Regions from separate parts of the Homo sapiens genome. Here regions 1 and 2 are each linked to region 3. Evidence: chromatin contacts called from ENCODE Hi-C or POLR2A ChIA-PET data. All regions are on one chromosome and are shown on one strand. The core of a region is the stretch at or near the end of the contact, and the rest is flanking DNA. Distances in the headings are between cores, read along the strand shown.

What was found. A loop is a pair of places that touch in the nucleus more often than their neighbours do. ChIA-PET counts read pairs that join two places held with the same protein, here RNA polymerase II (POLR2A). Pooled maps may share reads with other maps.
Region 1: a loop to region 3 is called in a map of CD8-positive, alpha-beta T cell, with 32 times the contacts of the local background. The contact joins the promoter of SENP2 here to the promoter of MFN1 in region 3. A Hi-C loop is called at or near these places in 2 of 168 maps with a recorded cell type or tissue (CD4-positive, alpha-beta memory T cell and CD8-positive, alpha-beta T cell) and 7 of 50 pooled maps. POLR2A ChIA-PET finds 5 or more read pairs at or near these places in 2 of 52 experiments (Panc1 and activated T-cell).
Region 2: a loop to region 3 is called in a pooled map, with 13 times the contacts of the local background. The contact joins the promoter of TRA2B here to the promoter of MFN1 in region 3. A Hi-C loop is called at or near these places in 7 of 50 pooled maps.

What each region holds. Positions count from the first base shown.
Region 1 is chr3:185,584,773-185,587,664 of GRCh38, forward strand. SENP2 (SUMO specific peptidase 2) reads left to right here and starts at 1,523. Exons shown (of 17, transcript NM_021627.3): 1 at 1,523-1,742. The coding sequence starts at 1,642. RefSeq lists enhancers at 1-381, 382-1,000, 1,001-1,619, 1,113-1,162, 1,203-1,602.
Region 2 is chr3:185,936,750-185,940,068 of GRCh38, forward strand. TRA2B (transformer 2 beta homolog) reads right to left here and starts at 1,265. Exons shown (of 9, transcript NM_004593.3): 1 at 1,076-1,265. The coding sequence starts at 1,111. RefSeq lists enhancers at 487-696, 599-1,326, 737-1,196.
Region 3 is chr3:179,346,052-179,349,319 of GRCh38, forward strand. MFN1 (mitofusin 1) reads left to right here and starts at 1,658. Exons shown (of 18, transcript NM_033540.3): 1 at 1,658-1,759; 2 at 2,794-2,912. The coding sequence starts at 2,801. RefSeq lists enhancers at 1,367-1,896, 2,230-2,449 and a silencer at 1,950-2,109.

The sequences.
Region 1 (2,892 bases), core at 273-2,772, 6.2 Mb after region 3:
TGAACTCCTGTCCTCAAGTGATCCGCCTGCCTTGGCATCCCAAAATGCTGGGATTACAGGCGTGTGCCACCACACCCGGCCTGGAATGCTGTCTATTGAGGAAAGGAAGAGGCTGTACTGGGGAGTGCCAGCGTTGAAGTTCAAGCAAGTGTAAAACTCTGGCCTTAACTGAATCACAAGTAGGAAACAAGTTAATCAGGAATGGATTTGTGGGGCATGAAAACCTTTGAGGATTCTTAGGATTGTTTGGAAGAGGGGACTGGATTTTCTATCACTAAATAGGGTGGGATTTGTTTTACAGTTGATAATTTTTTGATGGGGTGCGTCAGGGTCCCACTCTGTCACCCTGGCTGGAGTGCAGTGGCGTGATCACGACTCACTGCAGTCTCAACCTCCTGGGCTCAAGTGATCGTCTCACCTCAGCCTACCAAGTAGTTGGGACTACAGGTGCGTGCCACCACACCCGGCTAATTTTTGTATTTTTTGTAAAGATGGGGTTTTACTATGTTGCACAGACTGGTCTCAAACTCCTGGGCTCAAGCTATCTGCCCACCTCAGCCTCCCAAAGTGCTGGGATTAAAGGCAGGAGCCACCGCGCCCGGCCTATAGTTGACAATTAACTAGAAGTGTGACATTGGAATTATAGAGGGAGAGTAACGAGACTCATTACTTACTAGCCCAGGGTAGGAGACATTAGTGGGCCGCAGGTTTCATCCTTAAATTTCTGTGAAGCCTTTCTTGAGGACATCTGCCCTTTCCTTCTCTCCCTCAGTGTGTGGTTTTCCTTTCTCTGGCTCCCACTGCACTCTGCACATACCTTTATCACAGCAACCACTTACGGTGTATTGTAATTTGTAATTATCTATGTACATGTCTCCAAGTAGACTGACCTCAAGGGCGAGGGACTGGCGCTGGTACTCAGACCCCGGGTTCAAGTTCCAGCCACGTCTCTAGCTAGTTTTGTGATCTTAGACAAATAACTTAATCGCTCTATGCCTCAATTTCCTTGACTTATAAAACTGGCTTAAGACTCTCTGTCACACGCCATTGCTGGGCATATTAAGGTGACAATGCGTGAAAAGTACGAGGCAAAAGGTAAGTGCAAAATAAAGGGCGCCTAAAACGGTAAACGTGTGTTAATTAACCTGATCTACCTTTACATGTGCATTCAGCAAACACTGAGCACCTAATGTCCTCTGGGACCCCGGAACGCCTCCTCCGGAGTGGAGCAGCCTCACATGTGGCCTGTGGGCCTTGTCCCACGGGCCGGCTCCGGATTGGCTCCGCCGAAGAGAAAACCCTGCCGACAGCCCTTCCGATCTCGTCAGCGATTGGGCCGGGACCGTCCCACAATTACTCTTGTTGCTGGGCTCGGAAATAGGGAGCGGTGCTAGGTTGCGCGTGCGCAGATTGAGAATGGAGCTTTCCGGTCGGGCGGGAGGAGGTGACGTCAGGAGTGGTGGCGGGCGGGGGCCTCTGGTAGCCCTGGGGACGCTGTATCTGTGGGCTCTTGAATCGCGTCACAAATCAGCGACCGAACTCTGGCGGTGGTGGTTAAGACGGCGAAGGCGGCAGCGGCGGCGACAGCTCTGGGGTTTGCGTCTCGGGGTGTGTCGGCCGCCGCTGCTGCTTGGGCCTGGTATGTACAGATGGCTGGTTAGGATTCTCGGCACCATTTTCCGTTTCTGCGACCGGTCGGTGCCCCCTGCCCGGGCCCTCCTGAAGAGGCGGCGCTCAGACAGGTGAGACGAGAGGGGGCTGAGCGCCAGCCTGGCCTTACCCCCTCCCCCACAGCGGGCTCCTCGGCCGTGATAGCTTTGATTCAGCCAGGCTCACCCGAAACAGGTCGCCGGGATCCTAGTGACGTAGTCGCTCCCGCCAGGCTGTAGGGAGGCAGCTCCTGATGAAGGAGGAGCTGGTCGTCTTCGTAGCGGCCGGTGATGGCAGGGTCTTTGACATTCTTGTCAGAGGCCAAGCTGGTTGCTGATAACAAATGGGGCTTTGCCGCTCTTAGGCTGAACACTAACATTGAAGGAATACTGTCTTTGTTGTGGCTCACTGTTTACAAAGCACCCTCGCAAGTGTCATCTGCAGACATTAAGTGCAGTTGAAGTGAGATTCATAGCTTGCCCAAAGCCGTTTTGACTGCAAGTACTGTCCTTGCAGCAAGAAACAGCACCTGTTTTGTTCCAAAACAGCTGTCAAACAGTCTGTGTGTTTGGGGCCAGAAGGGTTTTGTGCTTTAGAATTAGTGAATGAGTAAAAAGGCTTAGGTGCCTCACTCCTTTAAAACAATCACTAGTCTGTACTCTTAAATTCGGTTAAAATTTGGGGGAAACGCAAAGCTATTCTTTTCTTTTTTTCTTTTTCTTTTGGTTGAGACGGAGTCTTGCTCTGTCGCCCAGGCTGGAGTGCAGTGGTGCGATCTCGGCTTACCGCAACCTCCGCCTCCTGGGTTCAAGCGATTCCCCTGCCTCAGCCTCCCAAGTAGCTGGGATTGCAGGTGTGCACCACCACGCCTGGCTAATTTTTGTGTTTTTAGTAGAGATGGGGTTTCACTATATTGGCTAGGCTGGCCTTGAACTCCTGACCTCAAGTGATCCGCCCACCCCAGCCTTTGGAAGTGCTGGGACTGCAGGCATGAGCCACTGCACTCAGCCCCAAAAGCTATTCTTATTTAGCATCTACTCTTTGGAGTGTCCCATTTTATTGTATCGACCTCCTTACCTAAAAATCTGGAAAATAAAATACTATACAAATTCTATGCCCCCTCTTCAACTTTAGTGATCAAGTGTTAATTTTTTTTTTTTTTGAGAAGGAGTCTCGCTCTGTCCCCCAGGCTGGAGTGCAGTGGCGCAATCTCGGCTCACTGCAAGCTCTGCCTCCGGGAGT
Region 2 (3,319 bases), core at 15-2,514, 6.6 Mb after region 3:
CCTTCTAACAGATTCCTCTTAATTCTAGCAAGCCTCGTATGTTCGCATCATTCAATGCTTTCCGAATCCAATACCCAGAGCCCCACAGACCAGCTACGTATGCTGTTTAAACCCTAGAACTGTCTTGTTCCCGCAATTCAATCAACCCTCACTGAACACCTTTAAGAGGTGGAAACTTAAGGGAAAGAAAACTGTAGCCAACACACGCTGTGGTTCTAAGTATTAGAACGCCTCAAAACAAAGGAAATAACGGCGCCGTAAATGGTTGCCCGCCAATTTCTCCTTCACAATCCCGTGGAAATGCGATGTCCACAAAATCATCTTAACGACTTTGTGGTCTGTCCTAATAGAATACTGATACAGATTTTTGCCTGGGAAGCCCTTTCGGCATCAGAGAAAAGCGCTTCATTTAGGCCAAACACAAAGCCCTCACGCAATCCCCTCCACCTAACGGGCCCAGAACTTAGTCGGCCTTGGATTAGTTTCCATCTTAAGAGGCCCCAAAGACATCCCAGACTCCGTCCTTTCCGTGGAGGCAAAGACGGTCCTTCGTTAACCTAAACACCGGCCCAAAGACCCAAAAGAACGTCGTCTGTCCCCTTGCACCCCACCACGCGGCCTTACGAAGCGCGGCCCGCTGCGGGTCGGGTCCGCGTTGCCGCGCGGCTTCTCCGCCATTTTGTGCCTCTGGCAGCTCGCCCAGCCCGCCAGCCCAAGATGGCTGCGGCGGACCTTCGCAGGAGAGCAACGCCGAAATAAGATATCGCTCCCCTCCCCCAACACCGCGGGGACGCAGCGGCCATTTTCATCTTCCCCCTCTTATAACGGGAAAAACGGCCGTCTCGGGCAGAAGCCACATAAACCCGCCGGGGGCCTCCCTCCTTCACGACCAAAGGCACTAAGGCACTATCCACAAAGGCTTTTTTTGGTTAAATGCTGTCTCCCTTGCCTGCCCTCCCGGCTTCAGACTTCGGAGCCTAAAACGCCCCTGCCTCCTGGCCCGAGGCCGACGGGCCTAGAAAAAGATGCAAGGAGCTAGGACCACACAGCCACCCCCTACCGCAGCTCTACGTACCCGCTCGCCGTAGTTCTGCTCGCCGCTGTCGCTCATGACTCCTGGCTGCTGTCGCCGGTCGATGTGCTTCAATCGAAGCTGCCAACCTCTTGCACCTTCCTTAAGGAGGCTCCGCCGCAGCCCCGCACGACGCGCCGGTCGCCCAGCCGCTCAGAGCCGAAATGCTCCGCACCGCCTCCGCACGGGCTCTAACTCTACCGGATGTGACGCGGCGCTCCTTAGCCAGGCTCCTCCCCTCCCAGAAACGCGCGCTTTCTTGGCCTCGCCCCTCCTCGCTCTGCCTTTCCTCTCCAGCTGCAGCGCGTCCCGCACAGGAAGTGACGTGACCCCGCCCCTCGCAGGGCCCCACCCCCATTCACGAGCCTCTATGAGGCGGGAAAGCTAGCGTGTCGTTTGGCTGCTGTAGTGGGCGCCACGGAGCCACAGTGATGTCACCAGCCACTTCTGAATCCCTTCTAGAACTTTCCAGGGAACCTGCCGAGTGTGCAGGGAGGAAGGAGATGCTGTTTCCCCCAATCTCAATTCCTTTCTCCGCCTTATTAGTTTCTTGTTTTGTGTCTTTCCTTTGTTAGAGAAGTGAATGTTCGTACATTGGGTTCTTACTTAATTTTGTCTTACTTGTAGATATTTCCTTCCTGAATACGTCTTCATTTAAAAAAGGTCAGATCGGGCTGGGCGCGCTGGCTCACGCTGTAATCCTAGCACTTTGGGAGGCCGAGACGGGTGGATCACGAGGTCAGGAGATCGAAACCATTCTGGCTAACCCAGTGAAACTCCGTCTCTACTAAAAATACAAAAAAATTAGCCAGGCGCGGTGGCGGGCGCCTGTAGTCCCAGCTACTTGGGAGGCTGAGGCAGGAGAATGGCGTGAACCCAGGAGGCGGAGCTTGCAGTGAGCCGAGATCGCGCCACTGCACTCCAGCCTGGGCAATAGAGCGAGATTCCGTCTCAAAAAAAAAAAAAAAAAAAAAAAAAGGTCAGATCGGCTGGGTGCGGTGGCTCACGCCTGTAATCCCAGCACTTTGAGAGGCCGAGGCAGGCGGATCACATGGTCAGGAGTTCGAGACCAGCCTGGCCAACATGGTGAAACCCAGTCTTTACTAAAAATACAAAAAAATTAGCCGGGAGTGGTGATGCATGCCTGTAATCCCAGCCACTCGGGAGGCTGAGGCAGGAGAATCGCTTGAACCCGGGAGGCGGAGGTTGCAGTGAGCCGAGATCGGACCGCTGCACTCCAGCCTGGGCGACAGAGCGAGACTCTGTCTAAAAAATAAATAAATAAAAATAAAAAAGGTCGGACCTTAATACACAGGAATCAGACACAATCTCTATTCTAAAGTTACAAAGTAATGTGCTAGAACCGTTAAACACAATTAGAAAAAATGATTGTAAGTGCCAGAGGCATGTATAACTACAGGGGTGTCACAAGGAGGGAAGATTAATTCTGCCATTTCGTAAGAGAATATAGTTGGATTATAGTGAGAAGAGCCCAAGACCAAGTCGGATACTTTCTTTCTTCTTTTTTTTGAGACGGAGTCTTGCTTTGTCGCTCAGACTGGAGTGCAACGGCGCGATCTCGGCTCACTGCAACGTCTGCCTCCCGGGTTCAAGTGATTCTCCGCCTCAGCCTCCGTAGCAGCTGGAATTACAGGCGCCTGCCAACACGCCAGGCTAATTTTTTGTATTTTTTATAGAGACGGAGTTTTGGCATATTGGCCAGGCTGGTCTCCTGGGCTCAAGCGATCCTCCCACCTCGGCCTCCCAAAGTGTTGGGATTACAGGCGTGAGCCACTTCCCCCAACCCCCAAGTCGGATACTTAATTCCTCTACACTTCAGTCTCCCCATCCATTGAAAAGGTGGTACCTGGCTGATGAGGCACTTTGATACTGGTAAAGGGTCATTTGATTTTTTTTTTTTTTTTTTGAGACAGGGTCTCTCTGGCTCTGTCGTGCAGGCTGGAGTGCGGTGGCTCATTGCACCTCCCAGTCTCAAGTGTTCCTCCTGCCTCAGCCCCATATCCCCAACTCCTGATTTTTTTTAACAGCTTTATTGAGATACGACTCACCTACTATGCAGTTCCCTTATTTAAAGTGTACAGTTCAAATGGCTTTTATTCACAGAATTGTGCAACCATCACCACAATTTTAGAGTAGTCTCATCACATTAAGAAAAGAAACACTCATTAATAGTCATTTTGCATCCCTCCTCCTCTCCACTCCTCACAACCCTCCCAGTCCTAGGCA
Region 3 (3,268 bases), core at 408-2,907:
TTAATATCTATGTTGGTTTTAGCGTTTATATTTTAATTCTTTTCCTTCTTTGTGTTTACTCTCCTGGCTTTTTGGTAATATGTGTGTTCCACACACACACAAAAGCAATGGATTAAATTTCTTATTACTTACTATATTAAACATTTAATTACCGTGCTATAATTTATAGCCTGTAATATGTCACTCTTGCTTTAAAATGCAGTAATTATATTAAATATAATTATTAAGTACAGAACTAATAAAAGGATACCATCATGATTTTTAAAATTCAAACAGAGTAAATGTTCCCTTTGAGACTACCTATGCTCAGAACTGATGGATTAGCTGGCACGACCCAGACCGATAAACTGGCTCATCTGACCTAGTGTCCCCCAACCCAGGAACTGACTCGTGCAGAAAGACAGCTTCCACTCCCTGCGATTTCATCCCTGACCAATCAGCACTCCTGGCTCAGTGGCCTCCCCCAACCCACCAAATTGTCCTTAAAAATTCTGCTCCCCAGTGCTGCTCGGGGAGACTGATTTCAGTAATAATAAAACTCCAGTCTCCCATACAGCCGGCTTTGCGTGACTAAGTCTTTATTTGCAATCCCCCTGTCTTGTATCAGTTCTGGCTAGTCAGCGGGCAAGGTGAAGGCTTTCCTTGGGCGGTTACCATCCGAAGCTTTAATTTTAAGTATAATGGCAAGCTGTTGGAAAGCTTTTTTTTTTTTTTTTTTTTTTTTTTTTTTTTTTTTGAGATGGAGTCTGGCTCTGTCGCCCAGGCTGGAGTGCAGTGGCGCGATCTCGGCTCACTGTAACCTCCGCCTCCCGGGTTCAAGCAATTCTCTGCCTCAGGCTCCTGAGTAGCTGGAACTACAGGCGCCCGCCACCACCACGCCCGGCTACTTCTTGTATTTTTAGTAGAGACGGGCGTTCACCGTGTTAGCCAGGATGCTCCCGATCTCCTGACCTTGTGATCCGCCCGCCTCGGCCTCCCAAAGTGCTGGGATTACAGGCGTGAGCCACCCCGCCCGGCCTGGAAAGCTTTTTAAGTTCGGAAAGTAATACGATCTGGATTTCTTTTCTTTTATTTATTTATTTATTTATTTGAAAAAATGTCTCGCTCTCTTGCCCAGGCTGGAGTGCAGTGGCACGATAAATCACAGTTCGCTGCAGCCCCGGGCCCAAACAATCCCCCCGCCTCAGTCTCCGAAGTAGCTGGGACCACAGGTGTGTGCCACCACGCCTCGCTAAGTTTTTAAAATTTTTTTAATTTTTCATTTTTTAATTTTGTAGAGACGGGGAGGAGGAAGAGGGTCGGGGGCGGGGGGGGGGGCGCCTCCCTATGTTGCCCAGCCTAGTCTCGAACTCCTGGGCTTAAGAGATATCCCACCCCTTCGGTCTCCCAAAGTGCTGGGATTATAGGCGTCAGCCACCACCATCATTGGAAGCTAGCTAAGCCTAGGCTGGGCAGATACTTGGACACTTTGAGGGGAGAAGGGAGGGGAAGAAGTTGGAAGGGGGAACGGAAAACCACTCTCCTGGTAGCAGTCTCTGCCCACAACAAACCTTGCCTTCTGCCCTTAAGGAAAATGGCGCCTGGCATAGATGCGCTTCCGGCCACGGAGCCAAACAGAACAGAGGAGGCAAGAGGCCGGAAGTGACCGCCCTTTGCCACTCCCCCTGCCTCCTCTCCGCCTTTAACTTCTCGGGAAGATGAGGCAGTTTGGCATCTGTGGCCGAGTTGCTGTTGCCGGGTGATAGTTGGAGCGGAGACTGTGAGTGCCGGCTGCCTCGACAGCACGTTTGCGACGCTCGGAGTGACCTTCGAGCGACTGGGGACCGGGGGCGGGAGTCGTGCATGCAGCGTTGTGTGACGAGGCGCCGCCCGCCGCGGTCCTGTGGGAAAGGAGAGAGCCAGCTGTCGGGCGAACGGGGCTGGCGGCCGAGTCGAGCCCACGGAGCCCACGAGGCCGTGCTCGGGGGTGGGATTGGGGGATCCGGACCTAGACGGTCGTGCGCGGGGCGGGGGTGGGCTCTGGCCCTGACTCCTGCGCCCGGTGTGGGAAGGTGGGAGGCCTTTTCTAAGGCAGGTGTTCACACCGGCCGGACCGGGGCGTTACCCCCACCCGGCTTTTCCCACGCAGCTCCTTCGCGCGGTCATTTCTTGACTCTCTGGAAGAATCCGCCTTCTTTATGGCCACTGTTCCTTTCCATGTACACACCAGGATTAGACCGTGATTGTTTGTCTTTGGTGTCTTTTTCTTGAGAAACCACCTATGCTTTCTTAAACTTATAGTCCTTGAAGTTTCTGGTACTTTGGCTGGAAGCGTTAATGCCCTCTTGAAGCCTTACCTTTCTAAATGTCAGCCTCACATTGTGATCTTAGAATTTTATTTCCTCACTCTGCATATCCACTCCTACTCACCTAGAGCTTCAGGTTGAGAAACTTAGTAACTTCCTTATTGTGTGTGAATTTGGCTTCGCCTCACTAACCCTGTTCCCTGATGTACTTTAGAGTCACATGCAGTGACAAACTTAGTCACAATTAGTTTCGTCTTCACCAAAGGGAAATTGAGTAGAAATTGCAACCAAGATTTTGGCTAATAGATTTCACTTATTTTAGTGAAATATCATTCAAAAGTCGTCTCTAACTGTCTGACTAGAACACTCCCAAAAAAGAATTACCTAAAAACATTTTGCCAGCATAATTTATTTCATTGGGGAGTTGATGAATGTCACTGGTGTGTCATCAGTTTGCATGTCTATCATCCACTTTAGTTGGTGCTTTTCTAACTTTATCTCCCTCTAGTAGCATAATGGCAGAACCTGTTTCTCCACTGAAGCACTTTGTGCTGGCTAAGAAGGCGATTACTGCAATCTTTGACCAGTTACTGGAGTTTGTTACTGAAGGATCACATTTTGTTGAAGGTTAGTTCTTCTTAAGTTTTTAAAGTAATTACTGTTGAAAATATATAAAAGTGCTTATTCTTTCAACGTTAGTTATTGAACACATGTATAGGGCATTATACTGTATACTATGAGAAGTACCATAATGAATAAAACCCCTTTCTAACCTCCAGAAGGGGAAAATTAAATGGTATTAATAACAACTAAGAACTTTAGTATATTAATAGCTCATTTAATTTTCATCACCACTAGGTGATGAGAAATAGCTATGTTAATAGTTCATTTAATTTTCATCACCACCATCTGTCATTTTAAAGATGAAGAGACGAAGTCAAAGAAAAGTTAAACAGTTTGCCCAAGATCACACAGCTAATAAG